Linked DNA regions of Homo sapiens: region 2 is linked to region 1. The links are chromatin contacts, found by Hi-C in ENCODE. All regions are on one chromosome and are shown on one strand. The core of a region is the stretch at or near the end of the contact, and the rest is flanking DNA. Distances in the headings are between cores, read along the strand shown. Region 1 holds the start of CLTCL1 (clathrin heavy chain like 1). Region 2 holds the start of FAM246C (family with sequence similarity 246 member C (gene/pseudogene)).

The links. A loop is a pair of places that touch in the nucleus more often than their neighbours do. Pooled maps may share reads with other maps.
Region 2: a map of K562 shows a loop between it and region 1 (3-fold over the local background). The contact joins the promoter of FAM246C here to the promoter of CLTCL1 in region 1. A Hi-C loop is called at or near these places in 1 of 168 maps with a recorded cell type or tissue (K562) and 1 of 50 pooled maps.

Annotation. Positions count from the first base shown.
Region 1 is chr22:19,287,634-19,294,812 of GRCh38, reverse strand. CLTCL1 (clathrin heavy chain like 1) reads left to right here and starts at 3,094. Exons shown (of 33, transcript NM_007098.4): 1 at 3,094-3,213. The coding sequence starts at 3,172. LOC105372859 (a long non-coding RNA gene) reads right to left here and starts at 2,866. Exons shown (of 6, transcript XR_938002.3): 1 at 2,483-2,866. RefSeq lists silencers at 2,976-3,215, 3,097-3,281 and an enhancer at 3,392-3,905.
Region 2 is chr22:19,028,248-19,035,112 of GRCh38, reverse strand. FAM246C (family with sequence similarity 246 member C (gene/pseudogene)) reads right to left here and starts at 5,589. Exons shown (of 3, transcript NM_001396027.1): 1 at 5,349-5,589; 2 at 5,313-5,347; 3 at 4,892-5,311. The coding sequence starts at 5,589. The coding sequence ends at 4,892. DGCR5 (DiGeorge syndrome critical region gene 5) reads right to left here. Exons shown (of 6, transcript NR_110533.2): 6 at 3,871-4,331. It also overlaps the pseudogene CA15P1.

The DNA of each region.
Region 1 (7,179 bases), core at 1,845-4,344:
TCCTCCTACCTCAGCCTCCCAAAGCGCTGCGATTATACGCCTCCACAGACTTTTCAATTCCACCTATAGGAAAGTCCCATGGGAATTGGAATTTAGCTATAACATGTCGTTTCTTGTACCAGTTATTAAATAATGTCTTTCAGCTCTATTCTCCCTTCCCACCTCTAGACACTGCTTCTGATGCCAGGGCTGAGACTCTAAAAAACATATTTCTCATTGGCAAATAAAGAAGATCTGATCTAATATTCCCTATTAGACTAAGCTGATAGGTTGATAGAGGGAGACCACAGGGCCACTTCCTGTGAGCATCACCCCAGCTAGGCTTCTTCAACAAGGCAGCAGCACATTCTTCCCACAGAAGCTGAATCCAGTTTAAGTTTTTCCAAGACTTGCAGAACCAGCCTCAGTATGCCTTCTCCTTAGAGATCTGGGTGAGAGTCTCCCAGTGCCCTCTTTAGAGGGCTTACTCCCAGCTCCACAGCCACCCCTCATCCATAGTGTGTGTCTAAGTCCCGTAGGGACCCTCCTCAGAGGTCTGAGTCCCATCCCCATGGGATCTCTCCTCTGGGCTCAATGACCCCAGCCCCAGCTGGTCAACACACCTCCTCAGAGATCTGAATTCCAGCTCTGCAAGCCCTTCCTTTAAGCTGTAATAATTCCAGCTTCTCTTTCATCTTTGAGCTCTAGGGGTGGTAGCTGTGTCCTATGTTTGTAACTCCATATCTTGGGATTTTCTTTTTATTATTTTAAATTTACTTCCTGTTAACTATTGTTTATATTCAGTTCCCTTTGTTTAAATAACTGATGCACTTTCTCTCTCTTCTGTGGTTTGAAGGTTTGTGTCCCCTTCAAAATTAATGTTGAAACTTAATCCCGGGCCAGGCGCGGTGGCTCACACCTGTAATCCCAGCACTTTGGAAGGCCGAGGTGGATGGATCACCTGAGGCCAGGAGTTTGAGACCAGCCTGGTCAACATGGTGAGACCCTGTCTCTACTAAAAATGAAAAATTAGCCAGGTGCGGTGGCGTGCGCCTGTAGTCCCAGCTACTTGGGAGGCTGAGGCAGGAGAATGGCTGGAACCTGAGAGGCAGAGGTTGCAGTGAGCAGAGATCGTGCCACTGCACACCAGCCTGGGCGACAGAGCGAGACTCTTGTCTCAAAAAAAAAAAAAAAAAAAAAAGAATTGAAAGGTTTTTTTAGGGTTACTTAGCAAGTTACCTACAAGTGGTGAGAATATTAAAGTCCCTTTCAAGTCAGAACATTTAATTTTTTTACAAGTATATTAACAACTTTATTTCCTGTTAACTACAACTATCACTTATATTCACTTCTGTCTATTCAAATAACTGTTGTGCTTTCTGTCTCTTCTATGGTTTGAAGAGACAGAAAGATTTGTGTCTCCTCTAAAATTAATGTTGAAACTTAATCCCCACTTGAGGTCCCGACGTATTAACAATCCTGTCACTTTGCTTAACTATGATTTTCTTAAATTCTTTCTTTTAGGGTATAAAATTTTAGTTTTAATCCCCAAAAAGCCCTGGGGAAGGTGATTTAGGGAGTGATGGTATTAATTACTAAAAAATTTATATAATGTTTGGGGTAAAGGGTACTTGGAGTCACAGGCATCATTGCCAAAATAAAGAGATTTGGGAAATGTAGTACTAACCACAGCAAAACCCAGCTCTATATTTAGCGGATGAGGCCACATGGATTTTAGAAAGGGCGGGCTGCAGAGGTCTTGGCTAATACTGGAAAAGAGATTTAATTTGAAAGTGAACAGTCTGTTCTATTCCTTAACATATTTTTGGCTACTAGATGGTCAAGCCATTGCGCAAATAATTGCACCATCCTTGTCTTATTCAAGGTGGGCCGTTCATTTCTTAAAATTACCAGTGAGCAACATGGGAAGCAGCAGAGACGGCTATCGATTACCCCGTAGGGAGTGCCTGTGCTGAATGCCAAGGGCTTCCCTTTCCTGACAGACATCTTTTATGCAGCTGAATCATCTGTATGCAAAACATCAGCCAACGGTGCCTCGGAAAAACAACTGGCTGCTGGGCAAACCAGGTGTGGGCTCCAGCTTCCACCTGCTACTACTGTCGTGCAGCCACGGGCACTCTGGGTGATCCTCACTGGCCTGGGGCTGGTCATCTGCTGCTAGATGACCTTCGCTGACTCTCTACATTGATATTCCGACACAGTGTTCTCTAGAAACCGCATGAGCCAGGAAAGGTGTTTCCTAAAGGAGCAGGGGCCGAGCCTCACGCCGAAACACGTCTGTAACACGTACAGTCACGCGTCCCATGCATCCATGCATTCTGAGACATGCGTCTCGGTTGTGGGATCATCACAAGGTAACTTACACAAACTCAGATGGCACAGCCACTACACAACTAGGCAGCTGATGCGGTCCGCTGCTGCTAGGCCGCAAACCCGCACCGCGTGTGAGGTGCGTTATTCCCCTGGCACGGTAATGACATACCTGTACGTGTATCTCCAAATACAGGAGAGGAAATGTCCTTAGCTAAGCCCTCACCAGAGGACAGGAAGTTTCCAGCTCCGTTATCATGTTATGGGACCACCGTCATATACACGGTCCTCCTCAGACCAAAAGGTCGTTCGTTATACGGCACATGTGGTTCTTCCAAGACCCTTTTCCATCTTTCTGTCACATCCGTGCCTGAGTAAAAAGTGGCCCTGAACTCAACCGTCCAGAGTTGGCGGCAGAACTAGCACCACTGGCCCGCTCCACATGTGGAAGGCGCTGGGCAAGGGCCGCCGCAGACCCCATCAGGATTAATCCCCCGAAAACCTTTCACTCGGGTAGCTGGCACACACCGCGTCAGGGCAGAGGGCGCGCGGGACTACTTTCCGCGGACCCTCGGAGCGGGCGGAGGGATCCGCGCAGGCGGGACGGGGCAGAGGCGGGGGCAGGGGCGGGGGCAGGGGCGGGGGCAGGGGCGGGGCAGAGGCGGGGCAGGGGCGGGGCAGGGGCGGGGGAAGGGGCGGGGAAAGGGGGTGCGGGCCGGGGCGCGGTCAGGGAGGAGGGCGGGGGCCAGGACCGGGAGCTCGGGGCACTGCGCCTGCGCCGTCGCCACCGGTCAGCCCGCGCGAGGGGTCGGCGTTCATTCCTGCCGCTGCCGCCGCCGCCGCCGAGGTCCCGCACCAGCCATGGCGCAGATCCTCCCTGTTCGCTTTCAGGAGCACTTCCAGGTGAGGCCCGGCGGGCTGGGGGGCTGCCCTGTCAGCCGCGCCTCCGCCGGGCCGGACTGCCAGGCTTGACCCCGCGCCCCCAGCCCCGCTGAGCCGCTGCCCAGCTGGCCGCGCCGATTTCCGACCTCCCACCTGGGCTGGGGCTGCGGCGTCCCGGGCGCGGCGGCCGCTCCTGAGGACCCGCTTGGGTGCCGTCGCCGAAGCCCGTTACCGGCGGGGCCGGCTGGGGAATGGTGGGGGTGGAAGCCAACGCCCCCTGGGACGCCCCGCTCAGTGCCCGCGAGGAGGCACACAAATTCCCGCTGCAGGCAGGGCAACCCAAGGGCCGCGCGGATCCCACAGCTCCACGCCCCTCCTTGGCGTCCTGCGGTCCTTATTCGCCCCTGAGTTTGCCTCTGTGATCGGTTTTCGTCCCCAGGGCGGCTTCGCCTGGGAGGACCGTGAACATGCGTGACCCAAGAGAAAAATTTCTCAGGGCCAAGCCTAAATAGGGCTTTTCAATGCAGTAACACCCCCAAAGCCTGCCTTTTTAATAAGGTCCCAGTTTGTTCTCCATTTGTTTGTGTTCAGAAACATAAGGACTGGCCCCCTGCTTTGAGCAAAGGCTCAGGTCGGGCGTCGTGCGGGCCGCTCGCGGGTCTGCCCGGGAGCGGTGCTGGTCCCCACGTTTACCCTGGGAGGTGCGGCAGAGGAGGGATAGCCAGCGGCTCCTCCCTGAGTGCTCTGTGTTAAATCATCACACTACCATTCGTTGCGATTCGCTTACTCTTTTCTAGATGAGGAAACCGAGTCTCAAAAGTGTTAAAGAACTCATCTTCATTCAATAAGAACAGGATTCAGACTCAAGTCTTTTTGACCACAAAGTAGTACATCGAGGAACGTGCTTGCTTGAAAGTTCCTATTTTCACAGTGCAGAGCACTGTTAGCCCTAGATGCAGACGGGAAAAGCCTTGGGAACTGTGTAGTGCAGTCCAGTCCCCTCATTCTGCAGACTGGAAACTTGATATCCAGGGGATCCTGCCAGGGTCACTTGGTTAGTGACACAGTGGAAGTTGTATGGAGGTGGGAGTGCCCTGACATCTGTCCGGGCTTCATTCTGCCACTAAGCTAAGCCAGCACCAGTCATGTTGAGGTAGCAAAATACTGCTGCTGCTCATAATAATGATGATGATGTAGTTATCATTTACTGAGCCGTTTCTCTTGCCACTCACTAGACTACTGTATTTTATAAATCTGGTTTAATTTAATCCTCATGATAACTGAGGCAGATAGTGATATCCTGTTTTCTACCATGGGTCACTGAGGTTAATATTCTAATTCCTTCAGCAAAAGTTACATGGCTAGTAAGTGACAAAGCTTGAGTTCTAACCCAGGTCTGATTCCAATGCCTGTGCTTAACCACTATCTAAATATGTTCTTTTCAAAGGGCAAGAAAGCAACAAGATATTTTAGGTGTCCATCAGAGTTTCTAATGTCCATCAGGATTTGTAATGTCCATCAGAGTTGATATGTTCCATTATCTGGAAAATGCTTGTGGCTTGTGGTGGGCAGCCACGTGAATGCAAGTCTGGTTTGTGGTCTCTAACACTGACTGGGTCTTTGAGGCTGCTGTGCATTCTGTAGAGCAAACACTGAGTCAGCACACACTGCCTTCACTACAGACATTTCGAGACTTCAGCCTGTTCCTTAAATCCCTGATCCTGCCACTCCTGCCTTGCAACCAGCAGATGACTTGGAGAAAACTGAAGCCATAACTGGGATGTTTCTCACCTATATGGCTGCAGACTTAGATGTTTGTCTGCAGCCACCCTTTCCTGCCTTCCTGTTACCTCAAAAGTAGGTGTCCTTTCTTGTCTATGTTCTGGATCTGGTATCCTTCTTCCCTATAAGGGAGCCTCGTTCAGTCATAGCCTCCCTTTCCTGTATTTTCATCCTTCTGTCTTGTTGTTTCTTCCTGTTTGTGTTGGGCAATGCTCACCTCTCTTCCATCTGTACAACCAGCAAACTTCTTCCCCCGCTCTTGTCCCCACGAAGCTCTTGTCTCATAGCTGGATGTCATGAAAGAGCTGCTTTAGTGCTTCATTATTTTTATGTTCCACAGTAACCTGCAGTCTGGCTTTTGTCCCCATTTTTTCCCCTGAATCTGTTTTTGCCAAGGTTACAAGCCATCCTGCAGGCTTTTTTGTAAGGGCCACATTCTGTCTCTGTCCCATATTCTTACATTTTTTAACCTTCTAAAAATATGAAAAAGACTTTTAGTTTAGCCATACAAAAGCAGGCTGCAGTTGGCTAATCTTTGCTGTAAAAAATAAAATCAGGCCGAGCATGGTGGCTCACACCTGTAATCCCACCACTTTGGGAGGCCGAGGCGGGTGGATCACCTGAGATCAGGAGTTCGAGACCAGCCTGGCCAACATGGTGAAACCTCGTCTCTACTAAAAATACAGTATTAGCCGGGCGTGTTGGTACGCACCTGTAGTCCCAGCTAGTCAGGAGGCTGAGGCGGGAGAATCTCTTGAACCCGGGAGGCAGAGGTTGCAGTGAGCCAAAATCATGTCACTACTCTCCAGCCTGGGTAACAGACCGAGACTCCGTCTCAAAAAATAAGATGCGATGAGCTAGGTGAGATAAAGCCCATCACACCACACGCATCTTCTGTGATGTCCAGCCGCATTTGATGCTGCACTTTACTGCCTCCTGAGGGTCCTTTCTCTACTGTTTTTGGTTCCACAGTTTCCCAGGGTTTCTCCTTCCTCTCTGCCCACACCCACTGCCCCATGGGCGGCTCTTGTGCATGAGCTTGGAATCTGTCTTGAGCCCCTCTGCTTTTTCATTCAGGACATGCTGCTGGTGATGTTATGTATTCCCATAAGCTTGATGTTCCCAAGCCATCCGAGTGTTTTCGCAGTTTCACTGCTGTGTGTGTGTGAGGCAGTAGCAGGTCCTGGTTAAGAGCACAGACTGAGGCCAAACTGAAGGCACTGAATGTGGACTCAGGCACTTACTGGCTGTGTGATTTAGGGCAATGTTTGTAGCTTTTTTGTGCTTCTATATCTTCATCTATAAAATAAGGATAAAAGGTATACTTCTTATCTCACAAGGTAGTTGTGAGGTTTTTGAGTTAATAAATGTAAAGCATTAAACAATAACTGTTACATAATACAGTAGTCCCGATTTACCCATGGGGAATATGTTCTAAGACCCCCAGAGGATGCCTGAAACTGCAGATTGTTCTGAACCCTTTATACACTTTTTTTCCCTATGCATACATATGTATGATAAAGCTGAATTTATGTTAAGCACAGTAAGAGATTAACAATGATAACTAATAATAAAACAGAACAATAATAACAATATGCCAGCATCACTACTGTTGGACTTTGGGGCCATTATTAAGTAAATTAAGGGTTACTTGAACACAAACTCTGTGATGCTGCAACAGTCAACCTGGTAACTGACCGCTACTAAGTGACTAATGGGCTGGCAATGTCTACAGCGTGGATATGCTGGGCAGAGGAGGGATAATTCACGTCCTGGGTGGGCTGGTGCAAGATTTCATCACTCTGCAGAATGGTATGCAATTTAAAACTTATGAATTGTTTATTTCTGGGGTCTTACATTTAATATTTTCAGACTATAGGTAACAGTGTGAAAAAAACCACGGATAAGAAGGGACTACTGTAAAGCACTGTGTCCTTGTGAGCTGTTGCTGCCATTGTGACAGCTGCCTACTGAAGAAGGCCAGGAAATGGTCAGCAGGTTCCTCAAACACAGTGTTCATAAATGGGGTTCCCTTTCTCCCCAGATGTGTATCTTGTCCAGTGTCCAGCCAGGAGCCTGGGATGTGTTTTCCCCATCCTGTTGTCCCTTTCTCCTGTTTACTTTTGGCATCGTTCTGCCACTGTCATCATGACTACCGTTTCCCTAAACTATGCCATCCCTCCCCACCTTGATGGTCATGCTAGC
Region 2 (6,865 bases), core at 4,340-6,839, 260 kb after region 1:
ATCAGTGCAGCCCTGGGACCAGAGCACACCTGGGTGAGTTTGGAGCGCTCGCGCTCTTCCTGGTGGCCCTGCCTGGGCACCGACCCCTCCCATCCTCTCCTCAGTAGCCACGCCCCTAGCCCAGCTAGCTAATGAATAAATATGTAGTAGCCAGGCCAGCATCCTGGCTGCGTGGTCTAGCCACTTTCTAGTCCTTCCTAGCTGCGGCTGCCACTGAGCCACGCACGCCCCTGGCATCATGCTCGCCTTGCGGTGCAGCTGGTGTGGCGCAGACTCTGAGAGTGAGCACCAGGACTCTTCCTGTCTGGCCTCCAATCTACCCTCTTGCCATGCTCCACCACCCCTTAGGTCTTGCCACTGGGAGTGGGGAGGGACTGGGGAGAGAAAATACTGAGGTAGGGGTGACAGGAGAGAAGGTTCTTCACTGGCCTCCCCTGGCCTAAACCCCTGACCTACTTCATTCTTGGACCCCAGCTGATGGGATGGGGCTTGGAGAGGGCCCAGATGACTGGCCTCTCAGCTCAGCCTCCTGCCCACTGTCTCTATAGGTGCCTGGTGCTATGACTCCCAGGACCTCAAGTATGGTGAGGACAGAGTGTCATGTGAGGCTGTGTCAGATCAGTCTGTGTCCTGGGACCACCAGAGCATGTGCCAGTGGTGCAAGAGTGGCCAAGAGACAGTCTGCACCCTGCACTCTGTGGCCTTTGCAGGTTTCTGTCTGTAGTCGTCTGCCCCAGTAGACTGACTGGGCATCAGGTGCAAGTGCGTGACTGTCCCCCTGTGTGTGAGTCTGGGCCTGCTGTGATTGCCGGTCCCGAGTCAGTCAAGGCTGGTGTGCCCGTTACTGTGGCCAGCCCAAGTGTGTGCAGGTGATAGAGGTCCCAGTGTGGGTGTGCAACTGTGTGCCGGAGACCCTTCCACCTTCATCTCACCATGGGGCAGCCAACTGGGAGACTAGATGGATAGGTCAGATGCAGGGTACAAGAGAAGGGGGGTGCTGTGACCTGTTCAGGTGTGGGGGAAGCAGGGAGCTAGGTTTCCTGAGGCTGGGCTATCCTCTGGGTGTATGGGGGCCACTCTCTGCTGCACCCCCAGGCTGCCTCCCTGACCCCCCCCCCACCCCAAAGGCCCCAGTCCTTGTTCCAGCAGTCCCCACCCACTGGAAGAAGCTGGCCCCCTGCCTGTGGGGGCCCAGGCCAGTCCCTCATCAACATTGACTTTCACAGGGTCCGGCGGAACTCTACCCTAGGGCCCTTCATCTTCCGAGGCTATGACTCAGCACCTCCAGGCCCTTGGACCCTGGAGAATGACAGCCACACAAGTCAGCACCCTGTGGTCAGGACCCCTCCTAGGCAGAGGCAGGAGCCCCACACAGGGCATGAGAGCTCCTGCGTGTACACAGGGACCAGGACCCCCTACACACGGGAGCTGAGACAACCTACAGGGCCAAAAACCCTCCACAGGGGCTAGCTTCAGAGGAAAGGAGCATCCTCACACAGCAGTCCAGATGCACCCTCTGTGTAGGTGCCAGGTCCCACCTTACAAATCACAACCAGCCATGGCCCCTGAGGACCAGGAGTCAGGGTCTCTGGCAGGGCCAGGATCCCTGACCACACACAGCTGGGCTTAGAGCCCCACACCAGGAGGGCTGCCCTCTGCCCTCTTCCATGCCATGCTGGGTGTGGGGGGGGGAAGGGTTTCCCCTGCAGTCTGTGGAGCTCTGCTCTGCTGACCAGCAGGAGCCATGGACACCATGGGTTCCATTCCATGGAGGCAATGGGGCCGCACTGGGGAGAAACCTGGCCTGAGGAAGGGCCTCTGCTCATACCCTGTGCCCTAATGGCACAAGATGGACAGGTGGTGAGGTAGAGAGGGTGTCGTGTGCCTCCTCCCCTTCATTGCTACTCTGAATGGACACTGATCCTCAGAACCACCTGGAGATTTGGGAGGCTGGGCTGCTGTTGCCTGTCTACCGCGCACTGCAGCTGCACTTCAACTGCCGGCGGTGGGGGGGCCCGAGGCGAGCAGACTCGGAGCACAGCCTGGACAGGCAGCGCCAGGCTATGGAGGTAGACTCGGGAACAAGGTGGGGTGGCCGGAGTGCTCCCACGGAGGTGAGAGAGAGCAAGGTGAGGGCAGCTGGGTATCTCCCACATCTGTGCCTCCCCCCAGATGCACGTGGTCCACAGTAACACAAAGTACCAGAGCATGGAGGAGGCACCACGCCACGGTGATGGGCTCGAGTGCAGGCCCTGCTGCTGGAGGTGCTGCTGGCGGTGAAGGCAGGGCTGTGATTCTATGTATGTTTCCAAAAAAGGGGTCCATGGGGATCCTGGAAGTGGACAGGCCAGGCCTGTGGAGTCCGTGGGGGGATCTCTAGGGTCTATAGGATCTGTGGGAGGATGGGGCGGTGGGAATGCCTGAATCGGCAGGGCCAGTGGCGGCGAGAACCCTCCACCCCATTTCCCAGATGCCAGATGCCTCCTGCCACTGGGAGCCTCCTGCTTAGAGTACCCCAGCTGAGTTCCCTCTTCAGAGACTCCCTCACTCAGAACCCCTCGCACTTGGAGCCCCTCCCAGGAGCAGGACTGTAGCAACACCAACTTCTGCGCCATAGTGTCGGGCTTGAGGAAGGTGCCTGAGCCAGGTGAGGAGCCACCGGGTCGTTTTCCGGCTCAGGGGCGGGGGGTTTGCTGGGGATGGCACCAGCAGGGCACAGGGAGGCTGGTTCCAATCCCCCTCCCTCTGCCGCCCGGGGCTCTCAGTGAATCTGATGTCCACCTTCCCGCTGGCGTCGATGCGGCCCAACACCTCGAGCTACTGTCGCTTCGCTGGGTCGCTGACCCCGCCTGACTGCGAGCCCACGGTGCTCTGGACCGTCTTCGAGGACCCCATACCCATCCGGTGGGTGCAGGTGGAGCCACCGTCCCCCCTCGCCCCCCACACCCCTCCCCGGGCCTTGCCTGGCTCCTCCCGCAGGCGCTGCCCCTCTCCCACCCCGTTTTGATCTCTTTGCCCTGCACCCTCAGATGACCCTGTTCTACACCCTGCCCCAGGCTGGACCCTCCCACTTTCACCCCATACCGCTCACGGGTAACTTCCGCCCCCAGCAGCCTCTTTTTTTTTTTTTTTTTTTTGAGACGGAGGCTCACTCTGTCGCCCAGGCTGGAGTGCAGTGGTGGAATCTCAGCTCACTGCAAGCTCTGCCTCCCAGGTTCATGCCATTCTCCTGCCGCAGCCTCCTGAATAGCTGGGACTACAGGTGCCCGCCACCAGGCCCGGCTAATTTTTTGTATTTTTAGTAGAGACGGGGTTTCACCGTGTTGGCCAGGATGGTCTCGATCTCCTGACCTCCTGATCCGCCTGCCTCGGACTCCCAAAGTGCTGGGATTACAGGCTTGAGCCACCGTGCCCGGCCCACAGCAGCCTCTTAAGGGGCACGCAGTCTTGGCCTCTCCGAGAGCCTCGGTCCCCGCAGCAGCCCCCTGCTCTTCCCCCACCCTAGCAGTTGTGCACTGCGCTCTGATGGGCCTGGGGCTCAGCCTGTGGTTCTGTCAACCGTGGGCGACCCTCCATGTGAAATAATGAAATAATGCACAGAGTGACCTTAGCCTAATGTAGCCTGGAGGGGGTGGGTGCGTGACCCGGCGTGGTCCCCCATTGCAAGAGGGGCATTTCCTGCCCTAATCCCACTGAGGCCTCAGTGTGCCTGTCTGTTCCGTGGGAGCCCTCTGAGTGACCCTCTCCTACCTCAGCAGAACCCGGGCCTCTCCAGGTTCCTCTCAGAGGGAGAAGGGCCCCCACCCTCATCCTATACATTGTGTCTGAATCCCCTGGTCAGATGGAAGGAGAACATCTAGCAGTCAGAAATTCCACCATTAGGCCAAGATTACATTATTTTATTTTAAAACTAAGCTGGGTGGCCAACCCAGGGACACCGTGCTCTGCTAAATGATGACTCCAGCTACATTTCCCGAGGCCAAGAGATGAGAAGCTGCTGGCTCCAAGCTCCGCTGCAGGCTGCCCTGGCTGAGCGGGTGCTAGGCACCGCGGAGCGCTGCCTGGTGCTCTGAAGCCATGCCCCAGTGCCTCCCTGGGAGTTCTGCTGTGGAGTCTGTGTGGAGGCTGACTCTGGAGAGATGTTTGTGTCCAGGTGGCTGCCTGTGGTCTGGCTAAGTAAAGGGGTGAGTATTCTTGGTGTCACTGTCCAAAGCAAAGTTGTGTCCATGGGACACAGACTAGGTGAGGCTCTGTGTCCAGGTGATGCTGTCCAGTGAGAGGGGGTTGCAGTCAGAGTGAGGCTGACCGGAGGCCTCTGTCCAGTTGGTGCCCTGTGGAATGTGATTACATACTGGTTGACACCATCCTGAGGACCATCACCAGCTGAGTGTCTCAGCCGCCCTGTGTCCCTGGGTTCTGTGCTCTTGTGTGTGGTTTGACACTATTCCAGTGCGTGGAGACCCTGCCTCCTCACTGAGACCTTGCAAGAAAAAGAACCTGCAGTCACCCCAAGGAAGAGGAGTCTCGGCTGTTCCCTGGAGGCTGACCCAGCCCTGGCCCAAAGGCTGACCCAGACCCAAGGCCCAAAGGCCCACCCAGACCCAAGGCCCAAAGGCCCAGCTCTAAGGTCCAAAGGGGCTCCACCCTGTTCTCTAGCCGGACTCAGTCTCTGGCAAGGACCCCGGCTGCCAGCTGCACTCCCTAGACGCACGTGGCCCACCCCCTCCTTCCAGTACCGGAGCCCTAACTGGCGGCACCCGGGCACCCTTTTGACTCAGAGCCACGCTCCACGAGGGGGACCGATCTGCTCACTTGCCCCGTCCTGGGGGTACCAGAGTAGCCAGCGCGACGCCTTCCGCACCTCGCCTAGGCTGCCCTTGTGCGGCCGCCCTCAGTCCCCGCCACCTTGCGGGGCCCCAGGCGGCACTGGCATCTTCTTGTGGTTCTTCCTGGCCGGGGCTCGGTGCGCTCCGCATTCTGCTGGGCCGTCCGGGGCGTCGTCTGCGGGCCTGGAGGCGGCGACCAGGGCGCTCACGGTGCCGAGCGTCCGCGGCAGGGTCGGGCCGCGGGGCGCGGCGCGGGGGACGGCGCGGGGCTCGCGGCGGGCAGGCGGGGACGGCGGCGGCGGCAGCAGCGCGCGCAGGGCATCCAGCTCCGCTCGAAGCTCCGCGCGCAGCGCCTCAATCCCGGCGCCCAGCTCCTCGCGCACTGCCGCCAGGCCCTCCTGCAGCCGCCGCTCGCTCACCTCCAGGACCCCCGCCGGGTAGGTGGCCCCGCCGCGGGGCTCCCCGCATACCGAGCACACGGAGCCCGCGGCTGTGCGCGCCGGTCCTCTCGCCCGCGCCCGGCCGCCCCGGCCCCCGCACGCTCCACCAGCTTCAGCAGCCGCGGCACCTCGGACCGCGAAGCCGCTTCGGCCCGGAGCTGGCCGCGCAGGCGAGCCATCCGGCCCGGGGCTCGGGCGTCTTCCTGGCCCGGCCCATTGGATTGCGGCCCCGGATCCCGCCGGCGGCCCGTGCCGCGCCGCAGCACCTCGCTGGCTCTGTACGCACTACGCGCCTGGGCCCACGGGCGGCCGGGCTCCGCCATCCGCCCTGCTGCCTCCACCGCCGCCAGCGCCCGGGATGGCCGGGAGCCCCAGGCTGCAGCCTAGCGACCGCTGGGGCCCAGGCGACGCACCGTGGAGGGGGCCCGCGGGACGGCTGTGGGAACGACCAAAGCCCTGGGGGTTCCGGTCTGGGGCGCAGGGAACCCCGGCAGGGCCGGGTCTCGGGCAGCCCGGTTCCCAGGGGACCCTGCGGGAACGACGACGTTGTGGGCAGGTCCTCACAAAGGGCATGGCCCAGTTTCTGGGCATAGGTGACATGGAGCATCGCCAGCCAAAGACCAGGCACCACCCGCTAGACACGAGTCAGGAACTGAGCTCACATTTTACACTGGAAGCTACTGTCTCCATCATAGTCAAGGGAAAGCCAGGAGTGGTCATGGACCCCACAGCCCTTTTCAATGGCTCAGGGCGACGTCCTTCCATGTAGTCCAGGCCATTATCTCCTCACCCTGTCCCCTAGTCCACACAGCTGGAGGAATCCATCCAGGTGGCATCTCCAGCCCCAGGCTGCTGGCCCTTCCATGGGAGCTCTTCAGGGTCTCCCTTACTCTCCAAGGCGGTCTGCCTAGGGCCTCTGGAAATCCCTGGCCATCTCAAGCTGGGTTTTTTGTTTTGTTTTGTTTTGTTTTTACAAACAGGATCTTGCTGTGTTGCCCAGGCTGGAGTGCAGTGGTGCAATCATAGCTCACTGCAGCCTCCACCTCCTGGGCTCAAGCGATCCTCCCACCTCAGTCTCCTGAGTAGATGGGACTACAACTGTGCACCACCATGCCCGGCTAATTTTTTTTAATTTTTTTTTTTTTTGTAGAGATAGGGTCTCACTGTGTTTCCCAGGTTGGTCTTGAACTCCTGGCCTCAAGTGATCCTCCTGTCTTGGCCTCCCAAAGTGCTGGGATTACAGGCATGAGCCACCATGTCCAAGCCTGTCTGTGTCTTTAACCTCCTCTAATCCAACAGTCTTCTTCATCCTTCTGGGTCTTTGCATAATTCCTCTCCCCCCCCACCCCCGCCATTTTCCTGGTGGCTCTCACTTTTCCCACTTAGATAGGGAAACGTTCCATGACCACCCCATCCCACACTGGGGACCTCGAGCCCCTCCTCCACAGCACCCTTCACAGTTGTATTTAAATGACTGTTTTCCATCCACCCACTGTGGGGTCTCTGAGCCCAGGGCTGGGTCATTTCTCCTGGGCCGAGTGTGGCACTAAGCATACTGAGTGCTAGCCTGCACAGAGGCCAGGCCCGGGTGGGCCCCAG